Regions from separate parts of the Homo sapiens genome. Here region 2 is linked to region 1. A link is an interaction called in ENCODE POLR2A ChIA-PET data of the cell type or tissue named here. Cell type or tissue: IMR-90. All regions are shown on one strand. Links, peaks and the distances in the headings refer to the core of each region. The heading gives the core; the rest is flanking DNA. Region 1 has its middle 39 kb from the start of USP9X. Region 2 has its middle 24 kb from the start of LINC02601.

Evidence for each region. ChIA-PET counts read pairs that join two places held together with the same protein. Peaks named below come from ENCODE experiments on the same cell type or tissue, not always from the same donor. Only the 100,000 strongest peaks of a DNase experiment are listed, where the experiment ranks them.
Region 2: POLR2A ChIA-PET joins it to region 1 with 7 read pairs; 2 of 35 experiments call an interaction of 5 or more read pairs at or near these places.

What each region holds. Positions count from the first base shown.
Region 1 is chrX:41,041,879-41,050,534 of GRCh38, forward strand. No RefSeq gene overlaps it. Among named protein-coding and RNA genes, the nearest start is that of USP9X, 39 kb to the right of the region's middle. In IMR-90, for the core only: no CTCF peak of the experiment used is centred there; a DNase peak (open chromatin) is centred at 2,273; H3K27me3 peaks cover 167 bases.
Region 2 is chrX:41,295,697-41,304,352 of GRCh38, forward strand. No RefSeq gene overlaps it. Among named protein-coding and RNA genes, the nearest start is that of LINC02601, 24 kb to the left of the region's middle. RefSeq lists an enhancer at 8,363-8,656. In IMR-90, for the core only: no CTCF peak of the experiment used is centred there; DNase peaks (open chromatin) are centred at 4,675 and 5,435; H3K27ac peaks cover 1,198 bases; H3K27me3 peaks cover 358 bases.

The DNA of each region.
Region 1 (8,656 bases), core at 332-8,331:
TTTGGGAGGCCGAGGCAGGCAGATCACTCGAGGCCAGGAGTTCAAGACCAGCCTGGACAACATGGCAAAACCCCATCTCTACTAAAAATTTAAAAATTAGCCAGGTGTGGTGGCATGTGCCTGTAATCCCAGCTACTCAAGAGGCTGAGGAGGAGAATCGTTTGAACCCGGGAGGCGGAGGTTGCAGTGAACCGAGATAAGGCCGTAGCACTCCAGCGTAGGCTACAAGAGCAAAACTGCCTCTAAAAACAAAAACAAAACAGAATTACCATATGATCCAGCAATCCTGCTGCTGGGTATATACCCGCAAGAAAGGAAATTAGCATATTGAAGAGACATCTGCAGTCCCATGTTTATTGCAGCTCTGTTCACAATAGCTAAGATTTGGAGGTAACCTAAGTGTCCATCAACAGATGAATGGATAAAGAAAATGTGGTACCTATACACAGTGGAGTACTAGTCAGCCATAAAAAAAGAATGGGATCCTGTCATTTGCAATAACATGGATGGAACTGGAAGTCATTGTGTTAAATGTTATTATGTTATTACCTCTTAGAGAATGCATTATGTTAAATGACTTCCAGTTCCATCCATGTTATTGCCAGGCATAGAAAGACAAATACTGCATGTTCTCATTAATATATGGGGGCTAAAAAAGTAGATCTCATGAAGATAGAGAGTCGGTTGGTGGTTCGCAGAGGCTGGGAAGGGTAGCAGGGAGAGGGAGATTAAGAGAGATTGATTAGTGGGTTCAAATATACAGTTTGATAGAAATAAGACCTTGTGTTTGATAGATCAGAAGAGTGACTACAGTTTACAATAATTTATCGTATATGTCAAAACAACTAGAAGAGAAGAATTAGAATGTTTCCAGCTTTATGCTGGAAAAGACAAATATTTAAGGTGATGGATACCTCAACTATACTGATTTCATCTTTACAGATTATATGAATGTATTACATGATCACATGTACCCTCTAAATATGTACAGCTATTATGTATCAGTGAAAAGAATAAAATTTTTTAAATACCCCACACAACTACAGAATACACATTCTTTTCAGATGTACATGGAACACTCACCAAACAGACCATATGCTGGGCCATAAAACAAGTCATATTAAATTTAAGAGGACTGTAAGCAAACAGAACGGGCTCCTCAACCACAACAGAATTAAATTACAAATCAATAAGAGAAAGATATCTGGAAAATGCCCCCAAATTTGGAAACTAAACAACACACTTCTAACCCATGGGTCAAAGAAGAAATCACAGAGGAGCTAATACTGTATTTTTAATGGGATGTAAACAAAAATACAACATATCAACATTTGTGACTTGCAGCTAAAGCAGAGTTTAGACCTTAGAGGAAATTTTATAATATTAACTACTTATATTAGAAAGAAGAGGCCAGGTGCGGTGGCTTATGCCTGTAGTCCCAGCTATTTGAAAGGCTGAGGTGGGAGGATTGATTGAATTAAGGAGTTCGAGGTTGCAATCAGCTATGATTGCGCCACTTCATTCCAGCGTGGGTGGCAGAGCAAGACCCTGTTTCTTGGGAAAAAAAAAAAAAAAGGAAGAAGAAATGTCTAAAACTGATTATCTAAGCTTCCACCATAAGCTAGAAGGCCGGGCAGGGTGGCTCATGCTTGAAATCCCAATACTTTGGGAGGCCGAAGCATGGAGGATCACTTTGAGACCAGGAATTCAAGACCAGTTTGGGCAACATACCAAGATCCTGTCTCTGAAAAAATTAAAACTAACAAACAAACAAAAAAACAAGCTAGTAAAAGAACATATTAAACCCAAAGAAAGGAAAAGATAGGAGCAGAAACCAATATAATAGGAAATTAACAAACAATAAAAAGATCAATGATACCAAAACCTGGTTCTTTGAAAATATAAAATCGGTAAACCTCTAGCTAGACTGACCAAGAAGAAAAGAGAGAAGACTCAAATTACCAACATCAGGAATAAAGGAGGGCACGTCATCCAGATCACAGAGACTATATATACATATGCGTTGCTACGTGTGTGTGTAGCAATGCATAATCAAAATAGATAATAACTACATTAATTAGAAAAGGATGGATAATTATAAATCTGGTTTTAAAGCAAACATACACACATACACTCACACAAGCAACCAACCAGTAAATCTTTTTAAAGATTTTTCCCAATTCAGGTTATTACCTCTTAGAGAATGCATTTTCCACAATATTTCAGCACATAACATCAAGAATATTCAAAGCTCTAGAAAGCTGCCACTGTGACTCATCATGACGCAGTCTGAATAGAATTGGCAAAAAGTACCTCTTATTTTTATAAAAAAAGGATATGTTTATCTCAGAAACACAGCATTGGTGAACAATCTGAAAATAAATGTTACTATCTGCCATATTAACAGAATAAAGGAACAAAATTATACGTGTCTCAAAATGCATTAAAAGTATTTGATACAGCTTCTACTCATGATAAAAATCCTTAGAAAGCTACAAAGAGACATAGGCTTCCTTAAAATGACACCGACAACAAACATACACAATGATAAAATATTGAAAGCTTTGAAATCGAAACAAGACGAGGTTATCCACTCTCACTATTTCATTGCCATTGTAATGCAGCTCCTAGTGAGTACAATGAGGCAAGAAAGAATAAACGAGAATGCATCATGTCTTACAAAGGAGCAATAACTCTCATTCTTTGTCAGAAGCATGATTGTGTATATGGAAAGTTGTATATGTGGAAGGTCACCAAAGTGCAGGATAAAACGTTAGTATACAAAATCAGTTGCATTTTTATATGCCATAAAAAAATTAGGAAATGAATTTTTTTTTTTTTGAGACGGAGTCTCGCTCTGTCGCCCAGGCTGGAGTGCAGTGGCGCGATCTCGGCTCACTGCAAGCTCCGCCTCCCGGATTCAAGCCATTCTCCCGCCTCAGCCTCCCGAGTAGCTGGGATTACAGGCGCCCGCTACCACGCCTGGCTAATTTTTTTGTATTTTTAGTAGAGACGGGGTTTCACTGTGTTAGCCAGGATGGTCTTGATCTCCTGACCTCGTGATCCGCCCGCCTCGGCCTCCCAAAGTGCTGGGATTACAGGCGTGAGCCACCGCGCCTGGCCAGGAAATGAAATTTTAAGAGAAATCATTTATAATAGCACAAAAGAAGCAAATACTTAAATCTATCATAATTGTGCAAGAACTCAACAGAGAAAGCTGTAAAATACGATTGATATTATTAATAGAAATGCAAGGAAACTTACACCGAAAAACTTTATATTGTGAAAATATCAATTTTCCACAAACCTGCTAGATTTAATCATCTACATATTGTGTCTTTAAGGGGAGATTGCCTAGCTTATTCTTTTTCTGAATATGAATTTTAATCCATAATCAGTGCCATTATTGAGAATATTAAGATGCTTTCATGTTGAACTGATTAAAACAGCATTTGGAATAGTAAATGACATGTAATGTATGAATAACCTCCAGCTGGCCGGGTGCTGTGGCTCATGCCTGTAATCCCATCACTTTGGGAGGCTGAGGAGGGTGGATCACTTGAGGTCAGGGGTTCGAGACTCGCCTGGGGAAGATGGTGAAACCCCCTGTCTCTACTAATAATAAAAAAATTAACCGGGCGTGGTGGCACACGCCTCTAATCCCAGCTACTTGGGAGGCTGAGACAGGAGAATCGCTTGAACCCGGGAGATGGAGATTGCAGGGAGCCAAGATTGTGCTACTGCACTCTAGCCTGGGCAACAGAGTGAGACTCTGTCTCAAAAAATTAAAATTAAAATTAAAAAAAACCCTCCAGCTATCTTTTTTCTTTTTTTTAAGTGTAAAAATTATAAGCAACTATAATGAAAAGTCTTCAGAAGTATTCTCTGGGAGACTCAGGATTGAAGAGGCCAGAAGCAGAGAGCCAGCAGGTCCTAGGAGGTGGTCTACTACAAGATCTGGGGGCTCACCGCCTACTTGAAAAGATACAGAACTCCTGCCCTCAATAAATGAAAGAGAAGTTGAACTACTCTGCAAGTCAGTTTTCATCAGTATTCATTTTCTTTCGAATCGTTGAAAGACTGAAGATGCCTGTTAAAATAGGTCTCTGTAATAATCCTGTAGGAAAAGTTTGCCAAGGTTTTCTGATTTTGAACCCAAATATTGCTTAAGCATCTGGGGCACAGCTCCAAATGTATTGAACTTGCTTCTCCCCCTTGCCAATGTTGCATAAGGCCCTTTTCAAAGCCATCTTAATTCCATTTTACCAGCAGTATAGACCACACACAAAGTGGTGCTTCTGGCTTTTGTAATCAGAACGCAAAGGCACCATCCTGCCAGTACTGAAGTCAGCCAAGCCCAACCCTTTGCAGGGAGCTCCTTCTGGTGTGATGGCTGATCAGCCTGCTGGCTTCAAGAAGAGCTCTCTGAGTACCAGCATAAACAGCACCGGTATAAACCAATCCACCAAGGCAAAGTTTTGTGGAAGAGCCTGGCAGGTTCCTCACCCTATACCCATCCCCAATGCACCCTGTGACTCCACTCCCTCCGCCACTCCCATCAGCCTCTCATCTGCCACCAGAATGATTTTTTTTCCTGCCTTCCTGTGGATTGCTTAAACATTTTTTAGAATGCTATTTTGATTTAGCTTTAGTGTTCTTTGGGTGTATCTCTTTAATGGTTGCCCTAAGGATCGCCTTATATATATATATATAACTTATTCTACGGTTGTCAACATTTTACCAGTTTGAGTGAAGTGTTGAAACTTTACCTCTTTTTATAACTCTCAATCCTCCCCCGTTTATAATATAATTGTCTTAAATATTTCCTCTACATACATTGAGAACTACTGCATAAGCCAAGATTATAATTTTGTTTCAACTGTCAAATATAATTTAGAAAACTCAAGAAGAGAACAAAAGTCTATTGTATTTACCCATGCTTTTGGCTTTATCATTCTTTCTTCCTTCCTGATGGGCCAAGATTTCTTTTTCTCTCATTTTCGTTTTGCTTAGAGAATTTCCTTTAGCTATTCATTAGGGCAAGTCAGCTGGCAACAGATTCTTTCAGTTTTTTGTCATCAGAGTATATCTTGATTTCCGAAAAGGAACGAAAAGTTCCTGAAGAATATTTCGGCTATACAATTCTGCATTGAAAGTTCTTTCCAGCACTTGAAAAATGTTTTGCCATTTCCTGCTGGCCTTCATGGTTTCTGATAAGAAATCCACGTTCGTTCGAATTGTTTTTCCCCTATAGGTAACATGTTGTTTCTGTCTGGCTGTTTTCAAGATTTTTTTCTTTGTCTTAATTTTCAGAAGTTTGACTGTGATGGGCCTTGGCATGGATTTCTTTAGGTTTATCCTGTTTGGGATTTTCTCAGCTTCTTGAGCTGTAGGTTTTTGTCTTTTGCCAAATTTCAGAGCTTTTAGCCATAATTTCTTCAGTTCCACATTTTTCTCCTCTCCTTCTGGAACACCCATGGTCTGAGTATTAGATTTTTTGTTACAGCAGTCTCACATGTCCCTGAAGCCCTGTTCTTTTTGTTTGTTTGTTTGTTTGTTTGTTTTTTAGTCTATTTTTTTCTCTGTTGTTCAGATTGGGTAAATTCTATTTGATCCTCAAATTCTGATTCTTTCTTCTGTCTATATTCTGCTGCTGAGCATATGCCTTGAGTATTTTATTTCAGTTATTGCAATTTTTAGTTCAAAAATTTCCCTTTGGTTCTCCCTTATATCTTTGATTTCTTTGCTGAGACTTTCTACTTTTTTTGTTGTTTCAAGCATGTTTGTAGTTGCTCGCCAAAGCATTTTTAGAATGGCTGCTTTAAAATCTTGTCAAATAATTCTAGCAACTCTGTCATCTAGGTTAATTGTCTTTTCTCATTCAAGTTGACATCTTCCTGGTTCTCAGTATAACAAGTGATTTTTTTTTTTTTGAAACCAGAACATTTTGGGCATGATGTTGTAAGATTCCAAATATTATTTAAATCCCGTGTTTGAGCAGACCTCTCCTGCCTTACTATTGGCAGATGAAGGTGAAAGTCCAGGTTCTCCCCTCATGGGGAGTGAGTGTGGGAGGAGTGTTCCTTGTTATTGGCAGGCAAGGGTCGGGGTTCAGGCTCCCCAGTAGGCTTCCTTTGATACCACCCTGGTTAGGAGGGTTGAAGGTGTTTCATTATTGCCTCCCTTGACGCCATCGTATCAGGGTGACCTCATTACCATGGAACAGTGGTGAAAGTTCAAACTCTCCACTCTTCTGACACCACCCCAGAGAGGAGGGGGAGGAGTACTTTGTTACTGCCTGGTGGAGGTGGACATCCAGGCTGCCCATGTGGTTTCCATTGACACAGGGAACGAGGAGGCTCCTTACTCTCCAGCAGGGATGTTCCGCTGCCTTCCTACTCAGCCTTCTCTGACCCCACTGGGTGTGGGGAAGGGGTGGTGTGAGGCACGTCCTTACAGTCTGGTAAGGGTGAAAGTCTAGGCTCCCCATTTGGCTTTTGTCCCACAGGGTGGAGCCACAACTTTTTTTCTGTCGTGTTTGCTTGCAGCAAAGTGATTATTGTCTAGAAGTTTTCTGTCTTGCTAGGCTGTCCTTTTCCTGGTCCTTTGGCTAGAAAGAGCAGACTTTTCTTGGAGGTTTTATGTTTTGCGTTTTTGTCTGTGGCTATTGATGTTTCTAGGTTGCTGGCTTCACCAGCACCCAGTCAGGAAGATGTCAGACAAAAAGAAAATTCTGGGAATTCGCAGCCATGTTGTTCCTTGGGTCCCAAGGCCCCTAAATGACTGTGCCTTTTTCTCTCTGCCTTTCAGTCTTCATATGCTTATTTTACATAGAAAATCTAGGGTGTTGGCGGGCGCGATGGCTCAAGCCTGTAATCCCAGCACTTTGGGAGGCCAAGGCAGGCAGATCACTTGAGGCCAGGAATTCGAGACCAGCCCGGCCAACATGGTGAAACCCTGTCTCTACTAAAAATGTAAAAAATAGCTAGGTGTGGTGGCACATGCCTGTAATCCCAGCTACTTGGGAGGCTGAGGCAGGAGAATCCCTTGAATCTGGGAGGCAGAGGTTGCAGTGAGCCAAGACCGCACCACCACACCCCAGCTTGGGTGACAGAGTGAGATTCTGCCTCAAAAACACAAACAAACCAACAAACAAATCTAGGATTTTGAGCTGTACTTAGCAGGAGGAATAGTACATTTACTCCATCTTCTCAGAAGCAGAAGTCCCAAAGGCTGCCTTTTCACATTTCATCACAGCCAAGAAAGTATTACTCCACTCTGCTCTATGTTTGGATTTGGAAGGCCTTTCCTACTGTAAGGGAGTCTATGTTGGAATGGGGAACTGTCTTAAAAAACAAATTATTGGGCCGGGCGCGGTGGCTCACGCTTGTAATCCCAGCACTTTGGGAGGCCGAGGCGGGCGGATCACGAGGTCAGCAGATCGAGACCACAGTGAAACCCCGTCTCTACTAAAAATACAAAAAAAAAAAAAATTAGCCGGGCGTGGTGGTGGGTGCCTGTAGTCCCAGCTACTCAGAGAGGCTGAGGCAGGAGAATGGCGTGAACCCGGGAGGCGGAGTTTGCAGTGAGCCGAGATTGCGCCACTGCACTCTAGCCTGGGCGACAGAGCGAGACTACGTCTCAAAAAAAAAAAAAAAATTATTGGGTCTAAAGTAGAACAAACTTGAGGCCAGTCGCAGTGGCTCACACCTGTAATCCCAGCACTTTGGGAGGCCGAGGCGGGTAGATCACACGAGGTCAGGAGTTCAAGACCAGCCTGACCAACATGGCGAAACCTGGTCTCTACAAAAAAATACAAAAATTAGCCGGGCATTGTGGTGGGCGCCTGTAATCCCAGCTACTCGGGAGGCTGAGGCAGGAGAATCATTTGAACCTGGGAGGCAGAGGTTACAGTGAGCTGAGATCACGCCATTGCACTGTAGCCTGGTTGACAAGAGCAAAACTCGGTCTCAAAAACAAACAAAAAAGAACAAACATCAAAAACCTAAGCCCCTGCCAAAATTGTCCTGTCTCCCTGCTGTTAAGATTACGTAGGACAACAAATCCACGATTTTGGGGAGGAGATGATGAACCCAAGTCTGGGGGTTTTCTGCATGGTTTTTTTTGAGAAGGAGTCTCACTTTGTAGCCCAGGCTGGAGTGCAATGGTGCAACCTCGGCTCACTGCAACCTCGGCTCACTGCAACCTCCTCCTCCCTGGTTCAAGCAATTCCCCCACCTCAGCCTCCTGAGTAGCTGGGATCACAGGCGTATGCCACCGCGCCCAGCTAATTTTTTTGTATTTTTAGTAGAGATGGGGTTTCACCATGTTGGCCAGGCTGGTCTCAAATTCCTGACCTCAAGATCCGCCCACCTCGGCCTCCCAAACTGCTGGGATTACAGGCGTGAGCCACCGCACCTGGCTGAAAATGTAGTTCTTAAGTTTATATGGAAATGTAAAGGACCAAGAATATGAAAAAGAACAAAGTTTGAGAACTTACATTACTTGATTTCAAGGATTATTATAAAACTATTATCATCAACAGAGTATGGCATATAAATTAACAAGTAGAATAAAAAGCTAGAAGTAGACACACACATATATAGTCATGTGATTTTTTACAAAAGCACCAATGCAATCTAGTGGGGGAAGGAAA
Region 2 (8,656 bases), core at 484-8,483, 250 kb after region 1:
AGTCTCGCTGTGTCGCCAGGCTAGAGTGCAGTGGCGCTCACTGCAACCTCCGCCTCCCGGGTTCAAGTGATTCTTCTGCCTCAGCCTCGCGAGTAGCTAGGATTACAGGTGTGCGCCACCACACCCAGCTAATTTTTGTATTTTTAGTAGAGACGGGGTTTCACTATGTGGGCCAGGATGGTCTCCATCTCCTAACCTCGTGATCCGCCCGCCTCTCCTCCCAAAGTGTTGGGATTACAGGTGTGAGCCACTGCGCCTGTCTGTTGTTTTTCAATAACTAATGTACAGGAATAGATTGAAATAGAGATTTCTCTGAAACAGTGCTGGATGAATGCCTCAAGGGGCTCACACAAACTATTCTGGGACTTGGTGACCATTGTTTTTGCCCATGTTCAACTGAGTTCAAGTTTAATATTTAACTTTTCCATCCGGGCATGGTGGCTCACGCCTATAATCTCAGCACTTTGAAAGGCTGAGGTGCGTGGATCACCTGAAGTCAGGGGTTCAAGACCAGCCTGGGCAACATGGTGAAACCCTGTCTCTACTAAAAATACAAAATAAGCCAGGCGTGGTGGCGCGTTCCTGTAGTCCCAGCTATTTGGGAGGCTGAGGCAGGAGAATTGCTTGAACCCGGGAGGTGGAGGTTGTGGTGAGCTGAGATCACGCCATTGCACTCCAGCCTGGGCAACCAGAGTGAAAACTCGGTCTCAAAAAAAAAAAAAATTAATATTTAACTTTTCCTCCATAGTGTGGTGGCACATGCCTGTAATCCCAGCTACTTGGGAGGCTGAGGCAGGAGAATTGCTTGAACCCAGGGGGTAGAGGTTGCAGTGAGCCAAGATTGCACCACTGCACTCCAGCCTGGGTGACAGAGTGAGACTCTTGTCTCCAAAAAAAAAAAAAAAAAAAAAAAAAAGTATAAGACAATTGGGAAAATGTGAACACTGAGTAGATACTTGATGATATGAAATAATTATTGTTATGGTGAGTGTTAATGGTACTGTGGTTATGTTCTTTTATAAAAGTCCTTAGCTCTTAGAGCTATCTTTGGAAAAATCTACAAATGATATGATATCTGGGATTTGCTGCAAAGCATTCTGGACATGGAGGAGTGGGTGAAGGTATGGAGGCAATAAGATTGGCCATCGGTTTTTGTGTTTTTTTGTTTTCGTTTTGAGACAGGGTTTTGTTCTGGGCTGGAGTGCAGTGGTGTGATCACAGCTCACTGCAGCCTTGACCTCCTGGGTTCAAGTGATCCTCCTGCCTCAGCCTCCTGAGTAGCTGGGACCACAGGTGCATGCCACCATGCCCAGCTAACTTTTATTTTTGTAGAGATGGGGGTCTTGCTATGATGCCCACGCTGGTCTTGAACTCCTGGGCTCAAGCAATCCTCCCTCCTCAGCCTCCCAAGGTGCTGGGATTACAGGCGTGAGTGACTGCACTGGGCCAGCCATCAGTTTTTGAAATGGGGTGAAGAGTACAATGGGGTTTATTTTACTGTTTCTTTATTTGGATATATGTTGAAAATTTCCATAATAAAAAGTTTTAAAGGCTGGGCATGGTGGCTCACGCCTATAATCCCAGCATTTTGGGAGGCTGAGACGGGTGGTTTACTCGAGCTCAGGAGTTCAAGACCAGCCTGGGCAACATGGGGAAACCCCGTCTGTACAAAAAAATGCAAAAAAAAAAAAAAAAAAAGCAATTTAGCCAGGTGTGGCGGCACATACCTGTGGTCCCAGTTACTTGGGAGGCTGAGGTAGGAGGATCACTTGAGCCCAGGAGGTCAAGGCTGCAGTGATCTGTGATTGCATCACCACACTCCAGCGAGGGTGACAGAGTGAGACCCTGTCTTTAAAAAAAAAAAAAAGTTTGAAAATGTTCAAATAAAAATGTGTGCATAAGTATGTACAGCTGCTTTCCTGGTCGCACTACATTTACCATAGAACCGAATCCAAGATAGAGAAGAGAGATGTTCCAGGACGGCATGCCCATTGTAGGTGGACTTCCAGCCACTTGGCCAACTGCAAGGAAAAGGAGAGAAAGAAAAGGGAAGTTGGGGCCGGGTGCGGAGGCTCACACCTGTAATCCCAGCACTTTGGGAGGCCGAGGCAGGTGAATCACCCGAGGTCAGGAGTTCGAGACCAGCCTGGCCAACATGGCGCAACCCCGTCTCTACTAAAAATTCAAAAATTAGCCAGGCGTGGTGGCACTTGCCTCTAGTCCCAGCTATTCGGGAGGCTGAGGCAGGAGAACTGCTTGAACCCAGGAGGCAGGGGTTGCAGTGAGCTGAGATTGCGCCGCTGCGCTCCAGCCTGGGCGATGGAGCAAGACTCTGTCTACAAAAAAAAAGAAGAAGAAAGAAAAGGGAAGTTGGGATGATGATGAGAAGAGAGGGGAAAGGAGATTGTGGAAAGGGAATTCTACATGATGAGAGAAGCATACCAGAAGGGCCCAGAGAAGGGTGCCTGGGATAGTGAGATGCCTGGAAATGCATGAGGTTGGAAAGGACCTTACCGGGCTCCATTGCACAGCCCTGGGATGCCCTCTCCCTCCCAGTTTCTTCACCCAAAAGCCTCCATCTGCTTTTTGAACACGTGACTCAGACTGTATGCCCACTGGGACCATATGCCCACAGTGCATGCACACTGTATGCCCACAGAGACTCTGGGAGCACCGCCCAGATAACTGGGGGCCTCTTTCACCAGTTCTGCCTGCCAGTCCCCTAACTGCTCCAGTGGCTGTTGCTGATGGTTCACACCTGTGACCCTCTACAGAGGTTTGCCCTCAGATGATTGGAGCCACTCAGACCCGAGGTGCTCTGGAGCTAGGCATCTTCAGCCACTGATTGGTATAGAGGCATACAGTCTCCTTTCCCTGGCTTCGGCGCAGAACAGATTCTGAGATCCAGTGTCTGCTCCAGAGCTCCCCGTGGGATCAGGCCTGAGGCTAGACTCCTGGAACCACATCCTTGCTAACCTTCTTCTCTCCTCCTCCTCTCTCCTCCCTCCTTACAGCTTCCTGCTGAGAGCACCCCCACTCAATAACTGCCACTTGTGCAAGAACCCGTGTTCCAGGCTCCACTTTTAGGGAGGCTTACTTGAGACAGAAGGTGGGGTAGGCACACAGTTTGTTTTTCTCTGGGTTGTCACACTCAGAACACAGTGTAGAGATTATGCAGAGGCAGAGACCAAGTCTCATACATATTTCTTTCCTCCATCTGACCTGAAATGATTAAAGCCAAAAAGATCCTGGCTTGAAGTGCCCACTGGAAAGGATGTGCAAGTGCTGGAGCTACTGGGCTACAAAGGAAGCTGTCTGGCACCTTGGTCTAAGCTGTGTAGGAAAAAGAAAAAAAAAAAACAACAACAAACCAGAAAACCTAGTTCTGTGGATTGTCACACCCAAGCTAAGCCACTAGAATTCAGCTTGGGGACCTCTCTGGCTGATTGCGGCCTGCAAGTTTTCTTTTTCTTTTCTTTTTTTTTTTTTTGAAGCGGAGTCTCGCTCTGTCGCCCAGGCTTGAGTGAAGTAGTGCCACCTCGGCTCACTGCAACCTCTGCCTCCCCGGTTCCAGCGATTCTCCCTGCCTCAGCCTCCCGAGTAGCTGGGACTACAGGTGCGTGCCCGGCTAATTTTTTTTTTTTGTATTTTTAGTAGAGACAGGGTTCCATCATGTTAGCCAGGATGGTCTCGATCTCCTGACCTCGTGATCCACCTGTCTCAGCCTTCCAAAGTGCTGGGATTACAGGCGTGAGCCACCGCGCCTGGCCCCCCCTTTTTTTTTTTGAGACAGTCTCGCTTTTGTTGCCCAGGCTGGAGTGCAGTGGCATGATCTCAGCTCACTGCAACCTCTGCCTCCCGGGTTCAAGCGATTCTCCTGCCTCAGCCTCCCGAGTAGCTGGGATTACAGGCGCCCACCACCACACCTGGCTAATTTTTTTTGTATATTTAACAGAGATGGGCTTTCCCCATGTTGGCCAGGCCGGTCTTGAACCCCTGACCTCAGGTGATCCACCCGCCTCGGCCTCCCAAAGTGTTGGGATTACAGGTGTGAGCCACCGCGCCCAGCTGCCTGCAGGGCTCACACCTGTAATTCCAGCATTTTGGGAGGCCAAGGTGGGTGGATCACCTGAGGTCAGGGGTTCGAGACCAGCCTGGCCAAGATGGGGAAACCCCGTCTCTACTAAATATACAAAAATTAGCTGGGCGTGGTGGCACATGCCTGTAGTCCCAGCTACAAGGGAGGCTGAGGCAGCAGAATCGCTTGAACCTGGGAAGTGGAGGTTGCAGTGAGCCAAGATCGCATCACTGCACTCCAGCCTGGGCAACACAGCAAGACTCCGTCTCAAAAAAAAAAAAAGTAATCACCAGGCTATTTCAGAAGAGGGTGTTACATCCACCAGCAAACTGGGGGAGAATCATGTCTTGAATGATTCTGAGACCATGTCTAATGGGGATTTCATTAGGGTTCTGACTGTGAAGATGCTGCTTCAGAGATTGTGGGGGATATTGCCTGCAGTTCAGAGGGCAGAGTCTAAAACTGAGAGCCAGGAAGGTACTAACCATGTGTCAGGCAGATGGGGGCTGGCTAAAGAGTGAAGGGGTCAGGGACTGGGTAGCCAAGGGTCAGGGTCAGGTTTAGCAGGCCCCACAGGAAGTCTTGAGCTAGTTCTAAGAATGTTACTGGAATGTTGTCTATGCTTGACTCATACATAATGAAAACACTACTTTTATTGAGTCTTCTTCAAAATCCATTCAATGGGCCGGGCATGGTGGCTCACGCCCATAATCCCAGCACTTTCAGAGGCTGAGGTGGGCGGATCACTTGAGGCCAGGAGCTCGAGACCAGCCTGGGCAACATGGTGAAACCCCATCTCTACAAAAAGTATAAACATTAGCCGAGCGTGGTGGTGTGTGCCTGCCATCCCAGCTCCTCAGGAGGCTGAGGCAGGAAAATCACCTGAGCCCAGGAGGCAGAGGTTGCAGTGAGCCGAGATCACGCCACTGTGCTGCAGCCTGGGTGACAGAGTGAGACTGTGTCTCAAAAATAAATAAATAAATAAAATAAAATCCATTCAGTGGACATTGCCTGGAAGTGACGGTTAATTTTGTGAGTCAACTTGACTGGCCCACAGGGTGCCCAGGTATTTGGCTAAACATTATTCTGGGTGTTTTCGTAAGGGTGTTTTTGCATGAGATTAACGTCTGAATCTATCGACCCAGCAAAGCAGATGGCCCTCCCTAATATGGGTGAGCCTCATCCAAGCAGCTGAAGGCCTGAATAGAACAAAAGGGCTGATACCCCCATATAAGAGGGAATTTCTTCTTCCTATCTTCAGGCTGGGACATTGTTTTTTCTGTCTTCAGACTCAGACTGAAACATTGGCTCTTCCTGGGTCTCCTGCTTGCTGAGTCACTCTGCAAATCTTGGGCCTTGTCAGCCTTCATAATCATGTGCCCCAATCCTACTGGTTCTGTTTCTCTGGAGAACCCTAATATGCTGGATAAATAAACAACTCCATTCCTGTATAAATACCCCAGTGGGCCCCGTGATTTTCAGCTCAGTCTTAGGTAATAGTCTCATAGATCCTCAAAGACACAAATGTAGCCTCTCCCATAATTAGAATAACCAGTCTAAGAGATTCTTTATAACTTCTCCTCTCCCCAACTCTGGCCTGCTTCCAGTTGGAATCCTCCAGCAGGAAGTGGGCAGGAAGTGGATGTGGCTGGCTTCCTATTTCTCCACCTTGTACTTCCTTCTCCTTCCCTCCATCCCTACTAGCTTCTGAGTGTGGGGAATGGGTGGAGGGCGGAGTGGTAAGGGAATGGGCAAGGCCTCCCTTGGCCAGGTTCTCTCTGAGCCTGGCAGGTGTCTAAAGCTGACTCTCTGTCCCCTGGGAGTTTTTATGGGCTCTTCAAAGATTCTCATGGCTCGGGGATCTCCCAAGCTTGTGAATACAGAGGCATGAGTGTCACCTTCCTCAGCCCTGGGCACTGGGCAAGTACCCTCTGGCTTCTTTATGCTGAGGCCTCCCCAGCCCCCAGAAGTCCTCTTGAGCAGCCTCTCAGACAACTCTAGGGAGGCTGCCTCCTGTGGAGTTAAAGGAAACAGACAAGTTTTCTCCCAGTGTCCTGTGGAAGGGTCGGGTGATTCCAGTGTGGCAGCACTCCCCTGTCTTGGCCACCATGGTAGTGAGCCAGCCGTCATTTACCCTTTATTTATTTTGATTAAAAATTTTTTTTTTTCCTGAGACAGAGTCTCACTCTGTCACCTAGGCTGGAATGCAGTGGTGCGATCTCGGCTCACTGCAACTTCTGCCTCCTGGGTTCAAGTGATTCTCCTGCCTCAGCCTCCCTAGTAGCTGGGATTACCTGCGTGTGCCACCACACCTGGCTAATTTTTGTGTTTTTAGTAAAGACAGGGTTTCACCATGTTGACCAGGCTGGTCTTGAACTCTGGCCTCAAGTGATCCACCCGCCTAGGCCTCCCAAAGTGCTGGGATTACAGGTGTGAGCCACCACGCCCAGCCCATCATTTACCCTTTAGAAGTCCCAGGTAGGAGTTGACCCCAGTCTACTTCACCACAGCCTGCTTTAGTCTTCTCAAGCGTGGGTCTGACAGGGTCCCCCATGATTCCAGACAGCGGCACCTCCCTCAGCGTCATGAGCACCTCTCACTCTGGCCCTGGGGCTTCTTTGTGGCTGCCTGGGTTGGGAGACTCCACCTCAGCATTCTGAAGCTTGTGCAAACACCCCGAGGGCAACCCTCGGCTGAGTGGGGCTGGGAGCCATAGATAAATACTGTCCTGTTCCACCCTTCAGGCAGAGAATTCTGAGAGTCGTTTACATGGCCTGGGAAAGTCCCCAGTGATAGCAAGCCCCAGTTACCTACAATAATGAGGAGCTCGGATCAGCTTTCCCTCCTCCCCTGTTTCACTCTTTCCTGTCCCTCGCTCCTGTCCCTTGGGACCATTCCAAGAAATCAATTAACTGTAAAGAAGCCCTCCTTTGAGGGCCAGGGTAGGGAGAGTGGGGGTGAGGAGACAGGCTCAGACGGATCCCTCATTAGACTTTGGTTAAGAGGTAAAACCTTCCCACATACATCCTTCCCCATATAACCTTTCATTTTAAGGGCTTGGGTGGGGTCTTAGACACCACAGCTACTACCCCTTCCCCCTAAATCTCTTCCTCTATTTCCCCTTTCTCGCTCTCTGACCTTTCCTATCTTTGATCTGGCTGAGACCCTCCAGAGTCGCTGAACAGGCCCGGGAACCATTTCTTTTGTAAATCTATATATGGCGATTTGGCACCTGACTCTGAAATTTCACATTTATTGTAGCTCAGTGTCTCTGTAGAAGCTTCCATTTTTATATCCTGTTACACACTGATCATTCCACCCAGAGTTCCTCTTCCAGAAAACGCTGACACCTAGTTTTTTTAGTGTCTGTTACACAAGTTCCAGTTTTCCTGTCATCCCGGTCCATCCCTCTGGTCCTGTTCTGAGCTGGGTTACTAACGTCAGTCTTAAAATATGCCCACTCCCTGCCCACTGCCAGCGAAGCCAATGAGGCACACTCCACAAAAGACCTGACTGGCAAATAGTCGATGACTACCTCTGCCTGAATACTATGCAGCTATAAATGCAGCCTCATCTTGTCCTCGTTTTAGCAGCCACATCATCTGGCTACATAGTAACTGCTGATTCCTATTTCCTAATGCCTGCCGGACATTTCCACTGGGATGTCTTCAGGCTCCTCACATTAATAAGCCCACGATAGCTCATTATGTCGTCCCACAGAGCTCTGCCTCATGTATTTGTGGTCTCGGAGAATGGAGTCACCCAATCTCCCAGGCTAGCCACCTCAGAGACTCTCGTAAAGACTCCAGCCCCTCCAGCCTCCCCATCCAATTCCACCTCTCCCCGATCCTCTGGGTTCTATAGCTTGAACGAGTCTCCAGCCCCACTACCTCAGTTCACGTCCCATCACTCCAACAGCCTCCTATCTGGTACCCCTCTGACCTCCAAGGGGTCTTATCTTTCTCTGAGTCGATTCAGATCTTGTCGCTTTTTGGTTTAGAAACTTTTGTGGCCTTTCCATCGGCCGTATGAGCAGCTAGCTTTCAGTTCACAGGTAAGAACTATAATAAAAGTATTCACAAATCAGCTCTAAGACCTTTCCCCAGCCTCAACTGGGGCACATATACAATGCCCCTGACCTTCCTCGAAGGTCACGATCTTGGGTCCAGTGGGACTAAGGTTTGAAGCTCTACTTTCCTCTTCATTTCTGCCACCAAGTCTCTGAATTCCTGCCTCTGACAGTAACCCCGTGACTGTGGTTCTCCAGTCTCCAGTCATTACTCTCGGCTCTCATCATTCTCTTCCTATGTTGAGTCAGGTTTCTCAATGATAACTGCCTGCTATTAATTTTCAAAGTCCCAAGCATCCTACTGGCTGCATCCAAATAACAGTCATCTGAGTATATAGTCCCCAGTCCCCTGGGGAGCAGCAAGTGGCCAAAGCTCATTAAGAAACTACAGAAGTGGCCTGCAATGTTCACTCTTCCTACCTGCTTTGAGGGCAGGATTCCAGAACACAGTGATCTTCTCCACCTACTCTTTTCAGTTGTTGATGTTGTCCTGAGAGACTCAACTCCGG